Regions from separate parts of the Homo sapiens genome. Here regions 2 and 3 are each linked to region 1. A link is a contact called in ENCODE Hi-C or POLR2A ChIA-PET data. All regions are on one chromosome and are shown on one strand. Each heading gives the region's core, a stretch centred on a gene start or an enhancer-like site at or near the end of the contact. The rest is flanking DNA. Distances are from core to core; before and after follow the strand shown. Region 1 holds the start of RFX5 (regulatory factor X5). Region 2 holds the start of PRUNE1 (prune exopolyphosphatase 1). Region 3 holds the start of SETDB1 (SET domain bifurcated histone lysine methyltransferase 1).

The links. Hi-C counts contacts between places; a loop is a spot of excess contacts on that map. ChIA-PET counts read pairs that join two places held with the same protein, here RNA polymerase II (POLR2A). Pooled maps may share reads with other maps.
Region 2: a pooled map shows a loop between it and region 1 (6-fold over the local background). The contact joins the promoter of PRUNE1 here to the promoter of RFX5 in region 1. A Hi-C loop is called at or near these places in 5 of 50 pooled maps. POLR2A ChIA-PET finds 5 or more read pairs at or near these places in 3 of 52 experiments (BJ, HEK293 and activated CD8-positive, alpha-beta T cell).
Region 3: a loop to region 1 is called in a pooled map, with 8 times the contacts of the local background. The contact joins the promoter of SETDB1 here to the promoter of RFX5 in region 1. A Hi-C loop is called at or near these places in 6 of 50 pooled maps. POLR2A ChIA-PET finds 5 or more read pairs at or near these places in 2 of 52 experiments (A673 and activated CD4-positive, alpha-beta T cell).

The regions. Positions count from the first base shown.
Region 1 is chr1:151,346,002-151,349,308 of GRCh38, forward strand. RFX5 (regulatory factor X5) reads right to left here and starts at 1,251. Exons shown (of 11, transcript NM_001025603.2): 1 at 1,210-1,251; 2 at 488-605; 3 at 204-332. The coding sequence starts at 319. RFX5-AS1 (RFX5 antisense RNA 1) reads left to right here and starts at 1,009. Exons shown (of 2, transcript NR_131972.1): 1 at 1,009-1,187; 2 at 1,631-1,890. RefSeq lists enhancers at 84-173, 513-1,712, 767-1,349, 1,316-1,665.
Region 2 is chr1:151,006,582-151,009,937 of GRCh38, forward strand. It overlaps PRUNE1 (prune exopolyphosphatase 1), which reads left to right and starts at 1,868. Exons shown (of 8, transcript NM_021222.3): 1 at 1,868-2,090. The coding sequence starts at 2,052. MINDY1 (MINDY lysine 48 deubiquitinase 1) reads right to left here and starts at 321. Exons shown (of 10, transcript NM_001376665.1): 1 at 1-321. RefSeq lists enhancers at 47-226, 1,719-2,261, 2,262-2,802, 2,458-2,507.
Region 3 is chr1:150,924,698-150,927,868 of GRCh38, forward strand. It overlaps SETDB1 (SET domain bifurcated histone lysine methyltransferase 1), which reads left to right and starts at 1,666. Exons shown (of 22, transcript NM_001366418.1): 1 at 1,666-1,820; 2 at 3,007-3,171. The coding sequence starts at 3,018. LOC107985204 (a long non-coding RNA gene) reads right to left here and starts at 1,644. Exons shown (of 3, transcript XR_001738231.2): 1 at 1,563-1,644.

The DNA of each region.
Region 1 (3,307 bases), core at 1-2,500:
TTTCCCTGTCTCTTTATCTGACTGCTAGGGAGGGAAAAGGACTGAAATGCCCAGCAGGTGCTCAAGAATTGCTACCATGGCCAAAAATCTCCCTCTGCTCCCATGCCCTTGCTGAGAGGCAGTTCATCTACAGCCAAAGTGAAGTGCTGCAGGGATCTATACTCAGGTCTTGGACAGGACTTGGAGATGTGATGAGTACTTACGAAATGGTACCTCGGAGCCTCTGAAGAAGGGTGGTAGGTTCCCCAGCCTCAGCACCACCTGGGGGGGCCCTTCCCCCAGTCTTGGGGCTCTTAGCATCAGGCTCATCTTCTGCCATCCCGGCATGAGGGCTAGAATTGAGAGGGACAGGCATAAAGATGTAACTCACACTGGCCTTCCCTTCCCCAGAAGGCCCCAGGGCACTCCTCATCTCTTTACCCAGAAAGGCAGAGAAACAGAAACAAAGCCTCCGAATTTCCCCGGTGGTCTTTTTCTCACCACTTGCCTTCTCCGAAAATTAGAAATTATTCCATTACTTCGCCAGGCCCATATATGCCCAAAGAGATCTTTGCCATCTCCATTCTATCTGCCCCACCTTTCTGAAGTCTCCTAAATCTGGAAAACTGTAAAGGAAGAGATAGGGGGATTGGGAATCCATGTTAGCAAGAAATTTTCATTTCTGCCTCTGACCCCATACTGCCCTCCTCCCCCTCAAAAACAACAATAACAGCCACAAAACAAAGTTCTCTAATTCTCAAAAATACTCCTCACCATTGCATATGCCTGGGAGGTCAGAAAGGATACGAACATATTCTGCCCTTCTAGGCTTGGAAAAAAAACTGGGCCCAAGTTCTCATTACTTAATCTCGCCACGACTTCCCCCGCTGCTCCCCCTCCCCACGTCGCCGGCCCCTACGTCATCTCCCACAACAGCCCATCCTGAGGCGCGCCCCCACCTCCTTCCCTTCCCCCTCCATTCAATCCCCGGTTTCTGCAAAGTGGAGCGGGGGTGGGGCGGGGTAGCGGAACTCATGCGCTGGGCGTCAGAAACCCGGCAGGGGAATGGGGTCCCAGATTCCGGGCACGTGCACATGGGTGAAGAAGCTGTTGAAAATACAGCTACAATCTTTTTCTGCTCTCCTCCCAACTCATCTTGCCCCTCCCTACCTCTGAACAGTCGCCTTCCAACACAAGCAACAATAAAGGTAAGGGAGAAAGAGAAACTACCTCGTAGCCACCTTCACTCCAGCCCAGCCCCAAGGTCCTGGCCCAGCCGGCTCGTGCGTTGCTTTATTTTCCTTTTTCTGAATGGTTGTAACAGCCGCGATCTGCCTAGATACACGGGCGGCCTGCTCTGTCATTGGTCACTGCTGCCACCCGGAGACAGAAGGCGCCGGGCTCGTACCGGCGGCCGCTGAAGTCTGCCTGGTAACAGAATCTGATTGGTCAATAGGGGAGGGAAAATCCAAAGTTGGTCTTATTTGAGTCAAGAGGGGGAAGTCCGGGTTGGGTTTCGGTTAAAACTGGGGTCGGTTGGGACTGCAGGTCCCAAGAGGTTCTTCTCTTAAAGGGACCGCAGGATGAAAGAACGGGCGCTCGGCTCCCTTTGGAACTGTCTTTTCTTTTGCCCTCCCCTTTTGTGTTTCAGTTTAGTCTACGGTCCTCAGAGCTGCCGGAAGAGAAGAATCAATGGATGATAAAATAACTAGACAATGATGGGTAGGAGTGATGGAAGTTCACTGTAAGCTCCTATAACCCCCCATCACCATCACCACATGCCTAATACAACCTGCAGACACACTTACTCGCAACAGACCTGCAATCTGGGCTCTCTTTTCCTTCTTGATGGAGGCCTCAAAACCTCAGCAGTTGTACCCATTAAACTAAAATGCTTTTTCCCTCTTAGTATTTCTTGGTTTCCCGTGTGTACTTTACTTCCAAAGAGTTGCAAATGCATTTGCATCCCCATAGTTCTGCAGTCGGTGAACCCTGGAATTTTGATGGACTCCCACGGGGGTGCTGGATGCCACAGGAACTTTTTACACTCAGGGAACATTGTACTGAATAGGTCATGGGTTCTTAACCCTCTTACTTAAGACATTTTAAGGTTATGAATCAGACAAAAGCAATGGACCCTCTACCATGAAAAATGCACACAGAGACCAAGTTTTGCATCTAATTTCAGAGAGGTCATGGACTCCAGGTTGAAAGCCTCTTACATGGATGTATTTTGTTTTGCGCAGCGGTCATGTTACAACCAAAACTGTATTTGCCATCCTGACATCTAATATGTTCTCCAGGCTCATCATTAATGTGCTTTTGTAAAGAAGACAGTAGTGCTGCCTGAGCTCATCACCATTGCCCTTTACAGCCTACCTTTCCCTATTATCAGCTTCTATGAGTGCTGGGGGAACCCAGGAGATTGTGGAGTTGGGGCAATAAGGATATATTGGCAAGAGGTTTTCTTTTTTCTTTCTTTCTTTCTTTTTTTTTTTTCTTTGAGACGGAGTCTCGCTCTGTTGCCCAGGCTGGAGTGCAATGGCACGATCTTGGCTCACTGCAACCTCCGCCTCCTGGGTTCAAGCGATTCTCCTGCCTCACCCTCCCGAGTAACTGGGTTTACAGACGTGCATCACCACGCCCAGATAATTTTTGTGTTTTTAGTAGAGACGGAGTTTCACCATGTTGGTCAGGCTGGTCTCAAACTCCTGACTTCAGGTGATCCACCTGCCTTGGCCTCCCAAAGTGCTGGGATTACAGGTGTGAGCCACTGCACCTGGCCAGGTTTTCTAATAACAGCTAAAATTTATTTGGTGTTTATTAGGCCAGGCGCGGTGGCTCACGCCTGTAATCCCAAAACTTTGGGAGGCTGAGGTGGGCGGATCACCTAAGGTTGGGAGTTCGAGACCAGCTTGACCAACATGAAGAAACCCCGTCTCTACTAAAAATACAAGATTAGCCGGGCGTGGTGGCGCATGCCTGTAATCCCAGCTACTCGGGAGGCTGAGGCAGGAGAATCACTTGAACTGGGGAGGCGGAGGATTGTGCCATTACACTACAGCCTGGCAACAAGAGCGAAACTCCGTCTCAAACAAAAACAAACAAAAATTTATTTGGTGTTTATTAGGTATCAGACACCATACCAAATGCTAAACACCTCGTGTAATGCTCACAGCAACTCTCTGAAGTAGGTACTGTTACTGTCTCCATTTTACAGATGAGGAAACCAATGTGGAGAGGTGAAGGGACTTGTCCTTAGTCATATATGTAGAAAGTGCTAGAATCAGGATCCAAAGGCAGGCAGTCTGCCTCAAAGCTGATTGTT
Region 2 (3,356 bases), core at 618-3,117, 340 kb before region 1:
TTCAGGATTCCTGAGTCGCCGAGTCTATGGCATGCGCTCCGGGCCCTGACTACAAGCTGGTTTTCAAAGGAAGTTTGTGGTTTTTCTTTTCTTCTCTCTCTCTTTTTTGTTCTCATCAGGACGAAGAAAAATTAGGCAAGGACAAGCTCCCTGGAGGAGGAGGGGCCTGCCCAGCGCTGGTGGATTTCCATCAGGACTTTCTGACCCGGTCAGCAGCTTTGTGATCAGCAGAGAGGGAGCGAGAAACAGGAGAGAAAAACAACAGACCCTTTCTCTTCCCTCTGCCTGCCTCTAGAAGGGACGGAGCGCTTGTGCCTCTCTGGTGAGAATAGGGAAGAGCAAGTGCCCTTGCTAAGTAGGGAGGAGAAGGGCTGGACAGAAGCAGCTTGTTGGATCTGGGCTCTCTCTCTGGGTATGGCAGTCCTTTGCTCTGGATCCACAGAAGCAGGAGCAAAGAGCACGATATTTGCATGTATTACTCAATTAATGTTAAAAACAAACAAACAAACCCAGCTCTTTTCCCTCTGGAGCCCTCCAGAGAGCTCCTTTCCAAGTCCTTGCTGTATCATTTTTAAGTCTAGAAATGAAACTGGTTGGGTTGTGCACCTGGTAGAGTGCAGAGGGTGTGGTAGAAGCCCCAGGCTCTGGGCGCGATGGCTGACGCCTGTAATCCCAGCACTTTGGGAAGCCAAGGCGGGCGGATCACAAGGTCAAGAGATCAAGACCAACCTGGCCAACATAGTGAAACCCCATCTCTACTAAAAATACAAAAATTAGCAGGGCATGGTGGCACATGCCTGTAGTCCCAGCTACTCGGGAGGCTGAGGCAGGAGAATCGCTTGAACCCGGGAGGTGGAGGTTGCAGTGAGCCAAGATCCTGCCACTGCACTCCAGCCTGAAGACGGAGCAAGACTCCGTCTCAAAAAGAAGAAGAAGAAGAAAAGAACTGGCAGAGCAGGCAGGAGATCCAACACGCCTGTGCTCTGGATCTTGGTTCCACTGCAGGCCTCTCATCAGTCACCTCCTCTCGATTTACAGCTGGGGAAGCAGGAAAAGCTGGTGTGAGGCTGACGGTAGGAAATAAAGGGATAGATAAATAAATGAGGGAATTTTTGATGATGAGTGTCCATTTATTTGCAGTACCTGCACTACTCTGCGGCTGGAAAGTGGCAGTTAAGGGAGGTTGGAACCTAACTCCACATTCTGAAGGGTTCCCTAAACTCTATGTACAGGGCCGCCACAGGATGAAATTTCAAGCAACTCTAAAGGCTGAAAGAGCAATTGGAACAATTAGGGTGGCAGAGAGCAAAAAGCCAAGGTTACAACCGTCCAAGAAAGGAAGAAGATATTTGCCGAGGCTGTAGAAAAAAACAGGCTACAGAGTTGCAAAGGGAGAAGCAGCAGGAGTTGGCAGGAGACTGTAGGTGTTAACAAGAGGGGTCAAAGATTATTCTAATGTTCTCCTAACATGAACAACCACAAAATTGGTGGCGACTGAGTCAGTTTGGTAAAGGGCAGAATTTGTAGAAAGAAGATGATCTGTTTTGCCAAGTGTCATTTAAAATGTCACCAGATGCTCGGTGTGATATATGTAAAGATGTTATACTTGGCCTGATCTGAGAGGGAAAGTTCAGATGCCACAATAATGGGTTACTGTGACACATACACATTTGTTTACCGAACGACTGATCCCTCAGAAAACAATCCTTCCCTCGGTTGCTAGGGACATTGCGGAGTTGCGGGACTACGTTTCCCACGTCGCCCCACGCCACGCCCCCTTGGCCTCGCCGGAAAGACGTCCCAGGAGCCTCTGGGCGTAGAGCCCCGCCTCCGCCGCTGGGGGCGGGGCGACGCCGGACTCCGGAGCGCCCGCTTACGCAGTTCCTCCCGGGGTCGGAGGCCGATTCGCCGTGTGGCGGGTTCGAGTCCCGCCTCCTGACTCTGGCCTCTAGTCCCTGAGTCCCGGGCGGGCTGCATTCGTCGGGGAAACCTCTCCTCGACCAGGGGCACCTCTACTCGACCAGGGGCGACGGCGTACTTTGGGCTTCATCATGGAGGACTACCTGCAGGGTTGTCGAGCTGCTCTGCAGGTAACGAATCCCTGTCTGTGACTGTAAGGAATGGAGCACGGGGTCCAGGAAGGACGAAGACGTGGGATCTGGGGGAGCCTCGACGGTCCGTGTGGAGGGAACACTGAGTTGTGGGGAGGGGGGTTGGGGCCTGATCAGTTTTGGGGCATGAGGAGCGAGGAGCGAGAAGCCAGTTTAGGAGCGTGAGAATGCTGCTTGTTCAGTCTCCCGGTTTTTGGCTCCCCGCCTTTGGGGTCCGCCTGAGAGCGGGGAGAAGTCTTGGGTCTGAATCCTGCATTTGAGCCTCTGCTTGCTGTCATCTTGGTCAGTTCCATCAAAAAAACCAGGACTGTGCCGCCGCCAGCCTAGCCCCGCGAGGTGTGTTTATTCTTTTCTCCCCGCCCCTCTTTGAGTTCTCCGCTCCCAAGGCTTCGCTTGGCCCACTGGCCTCCAGGTGAACCTCGGGGGTGTGGAGGGAACCGGTGCTCACGGCCTTATTTCCTCCGAATGGCAGTTTCTGTCTGGCGGGCTGAACTCATTTCTAGGTTAGAAGTAGTCACAGTATTTTACTTTAAGTCAGTGTTTTTAAGCCAAACATACAAAATCCATCAGGCATATTTGTTGACCCACAACCAGCATTCCTTTGCCTCCAGGTTTCTCCTTTGGCCTTAACGCACACAAATGACATAAAAATTCTCCACTTGGAAGGGATAAGCACAAAGTGTGTTTGGAATCAAAACCATAAATATGACTACTCAATGCTTTGTGGCTTATTTTTGGTGCTCTCTGACTCAGTTGGACTCACCCAGCCATGCTGAGCCGTCATGAGGCATTAGGCTGTTATCCCCAGTTAGCAGCAAAAAGCTAACCAGAGACAGGCTCCAGGAGGTCACCCGGCCCCTCTACTTTGAGTTATACTGCCCTGAAGAAACCTAGATAGATGGCTTGCTGAGCTTTCCTTTTTAGATATCTTAAACTCTACAAATTCCCCTGAGGGACAGATTCTGGTCTTTAACAAATCCTGAAAGTCACTAATTCCTGCTGCAGACTCAGCTGCTGGAATAAATGAATTGTCTTCATATTGAATTGGGGAGAAGGTCCATTTTAACACCAATTACATAGACATTTTCCTTGTGAAAAACAAATTTGGGGAGTTATTTCAATGCATAAGGCCATTTGGAACCAATCCCTTTTTGTTACCTCTGAGTCCACCACAGGGCGCTTATTGGAGGACTAATGTAGAGTTTTTGGGGCACCGTTCTAAGTGCTAAACAGTTGGATTTTACC
Region 3 (3,171 bases), core at 416-2,915, 420 kb before region 1:
AGAGCGAAACTCAGTCTCAAAAACAAACAAACAAACAAAAAAAGGAAGGCTCGGCGCAGTGGCTCACACCTGTATGTAATCCCAGCACTTTGGGAGGCCGAGGTGTGACGAGGCCAGCCTGGCTAACACGGTGAAACCCCGTCTCTACTAAAAATACAAAAAATTAGGCGGGCGTGGTGGCACGCGCCTGTAGTCCCAGCTACTCGGAAGGACGAGCCAGGAGAATCGCTTGAACCCGGGAGGTGGAGGTTGCAGTGAGCCAAGATCGCGCCATTGCACTCCAGCCTGGGCGATAGAACGAAACGCCTTCTCAAAAAAAAAAAAAAAAAAAAAAAAAAGGAAAAAAGCACATATTATTTTACTCAAATTCCATTTTGGGAAATCTTTTCTTTTTGTTTTTTGTTTTGTTTTGTTTTTGAGACGGAGTCTCGCTCGGTCACTTAGGCTGGAGTGCAGTGGCGCGATCTCCTCTCACTGAAGCCTCTGCCACCGGGGCTCAAGCGATCCTCCCCCCGCCTCAGCTGCGGAGTTGCTGGGACCACAGACGCGAACTACCACGCCTGGCTTTTTTTTTTTTTTTTTTACCTTGTATTTTTAGTCGAGATGGCGTTTCGCCGTGTTGCCCAGGCTGGTCTGGAACTCCTGGGCTCTAGCAATCCTCCCGCCTCGGACACAAAGCGCCCGGCCTGGGGAATCTTTTCTACAGAAATAAAAGTACTACTTCAAAAGGATGTTTATTTTTATTGTTGCGCTATTTGTCGGGGCTGAGAACGGAAAACAATCTAAACAATCTAAACTATTCAGGTGTCAAAAATACAAGTTATTGGTTTTTTGTTTTTTTGTTTTTTTTGGTTTTTTTGAGACGGAGTCTCGCTCTGTCGCCCAGGCTGGAGTGCAGTGGCGCGATCTCCGCTCACCGCAAGCACCGCCTCCCGGGTTCACGCCATTCTCCTGCCTCAGCCTCCCGAGTAGCTGGGACTACAGGCGCCCGCCACCACGCCCGGCTAACATTTTTAGTACAGACGGGGTTTCACCGTGTTAGCCAGGATGATCTCCATCTCCTGACCTCGTGATCCGCCCGCCTCTGACTCCCAAAGTGCTGGGATTACAGGCGTGAGCTACCGCGCCCGGCCAAAAATACAAGTTTTACCTTTTTTATTGGCTTCAGGTAATGTCCACATGTTAAATGAAAACAACAAAAATCCAAATACAGAAACTCGTACATACAAGACTGGAAAATGAAGCTGTATTACCTGAAAGGAGCGGAGTGGTGATGGGGCAAGAGAGAATATTATCACGTTTTTCTTATTACATCTTGATAGCCTTTACAATTTGTATCACTTATGTAACAAAACAAACTCAAGTAAAACTGAGAGAATAAAGCTCTGAACCTATGAGCGTTTCCCTAAGTCTTTACACAATGAATATAGTAATGGGGCCACTAGTCGAGGGTGGTAGGAGCGGCGGAGACTCGGTAATATACTGGCCACGCCTACTCTGCCCTGCCAGTCTCTTCTCACGTGTGCCCCTGGAAGGCTCTGCCTTAACGCATGCGTAGTTACCTTAGTTTTCGTCGCCTCTGAGGGGCGCCCCGCGGCTTTGGATTTGACCCCGTCAGGCTACCGTCGCGGTGACCGGAACGGCACTAAAGGTTTGCTTCCGGGCGTTTCTTTTGCTTCCCCTTCCCTCTTTCACGCTTCCTCCCCTCCCCCTCCTCCCTTATCCCTTCGCTTTCGCTCTTTTCCGTCGAGGCCGACCCCTGAGTTGTGAGTCTGGGGTCTGGTTGGTGAAAAAGAGCCCTTGAAGCTGGAAGACGGGAGGTGCGGGGAATACTGTTGAGTTATTTGGTGACCAAAGGCTTATCTGGGACGTTTTGTTTGTGGGAGGGGGTCGGGCGAGGGTGGGAAGGAAGTCTTCCCCAGAGGCGAACGGGGGCGGGGCTGAACTGGGTTTGCGAATGGGTAGGACGCACCCCTAGAATGGGTAGCACGGGGGTGGGCTGGTGTGTGGGCAGAGGAAAATGGAGGCGCTGAAAATCAGATTTTCTTTAACCGTTTGATTAAAAAAGCAGTTCACACGAATGTGTGAAGTATTTGGATTGTGGATATTAGGTACCCACGTTTTATTCCCAGGTTGCTTTACTTCTCTGTACTTTGGGGGAAACCTTTTTGCTGCAAGCTTTCGTGTGTTTGAATATCATAGACTTTTTAAAAAGTAAAATTCCACATGGAAGCAAAGTAATATAAGGGGAACAAGTAATGAAAGAGAAAACACTGAGTTAGTGAGTTCCAAATCAACTCCATCCCCAGGTGGGGTTTTGTTTAAATTAGGCATAGCATACAAAGATTTATCACATTAGTTAAGGAACACATATAGACCACAAAAATATCTTATAGATTGGTTCTCTTCAGTATCCCAAAAGATTATTTTTAAAGTTCGGTTTGTTTTGAGACAGGGTCTCACTTTGTCACCCAAGCTGGAATGCATGGCGCGAACATAGCTCACTACAGCAGCTACTCCTGGGCTCAAGCGATCCTCCCACTTCAGCCTCCTGAGTAGCTGGAACTAAAGGCGTGCACCACCACACGTGGCTAATTTTTGTATTTTTTTGTAAAGACGAGTCTTGCCATGTTGCCCAGGCTGGTCTTGAACTCCTGCCCTCAAGCGACCCTCCTGCCTCGGCCTCTAAAAGTGCTGAGATTACAGGTGTAAGCCACTGTGCCAGCCCAAAACATTATTTTCAGTAGCTCTCTACTGCTTAATGAATGTTCTCCATGCCGTCTCAAACTCTTAAATCTTTTTCAGGAGTGTTAGCGTACAGCAGAAGATAAGAACTCTTAAAAATCTCAGCATCAGATTCTGGAGAATAGGGAGGGAGAACATGGAATATTTGAATAGAATAACAGGCAGCAGAGTAGGAATTAGTTTTATTAGGGAACTGAAATTCTCTATTGATTGATTGTAGTTATAAGGACTCCAATTTAATTTGTTTTCTGTTCCATGCAGAGGACAAAAGCATGTCTTCCCTTCCTGGGTGCATTGGTTTGGATGCAGCAACAGCTACAGTGGAGTCTGAAGAGATTGCAGAGCTGCAACAGGCAGTGGTTGAGGAACTGGGTATCTCTATGGAGGAACTTCGGCATTTCATCGATGAGGAACTGGAGAAGATGG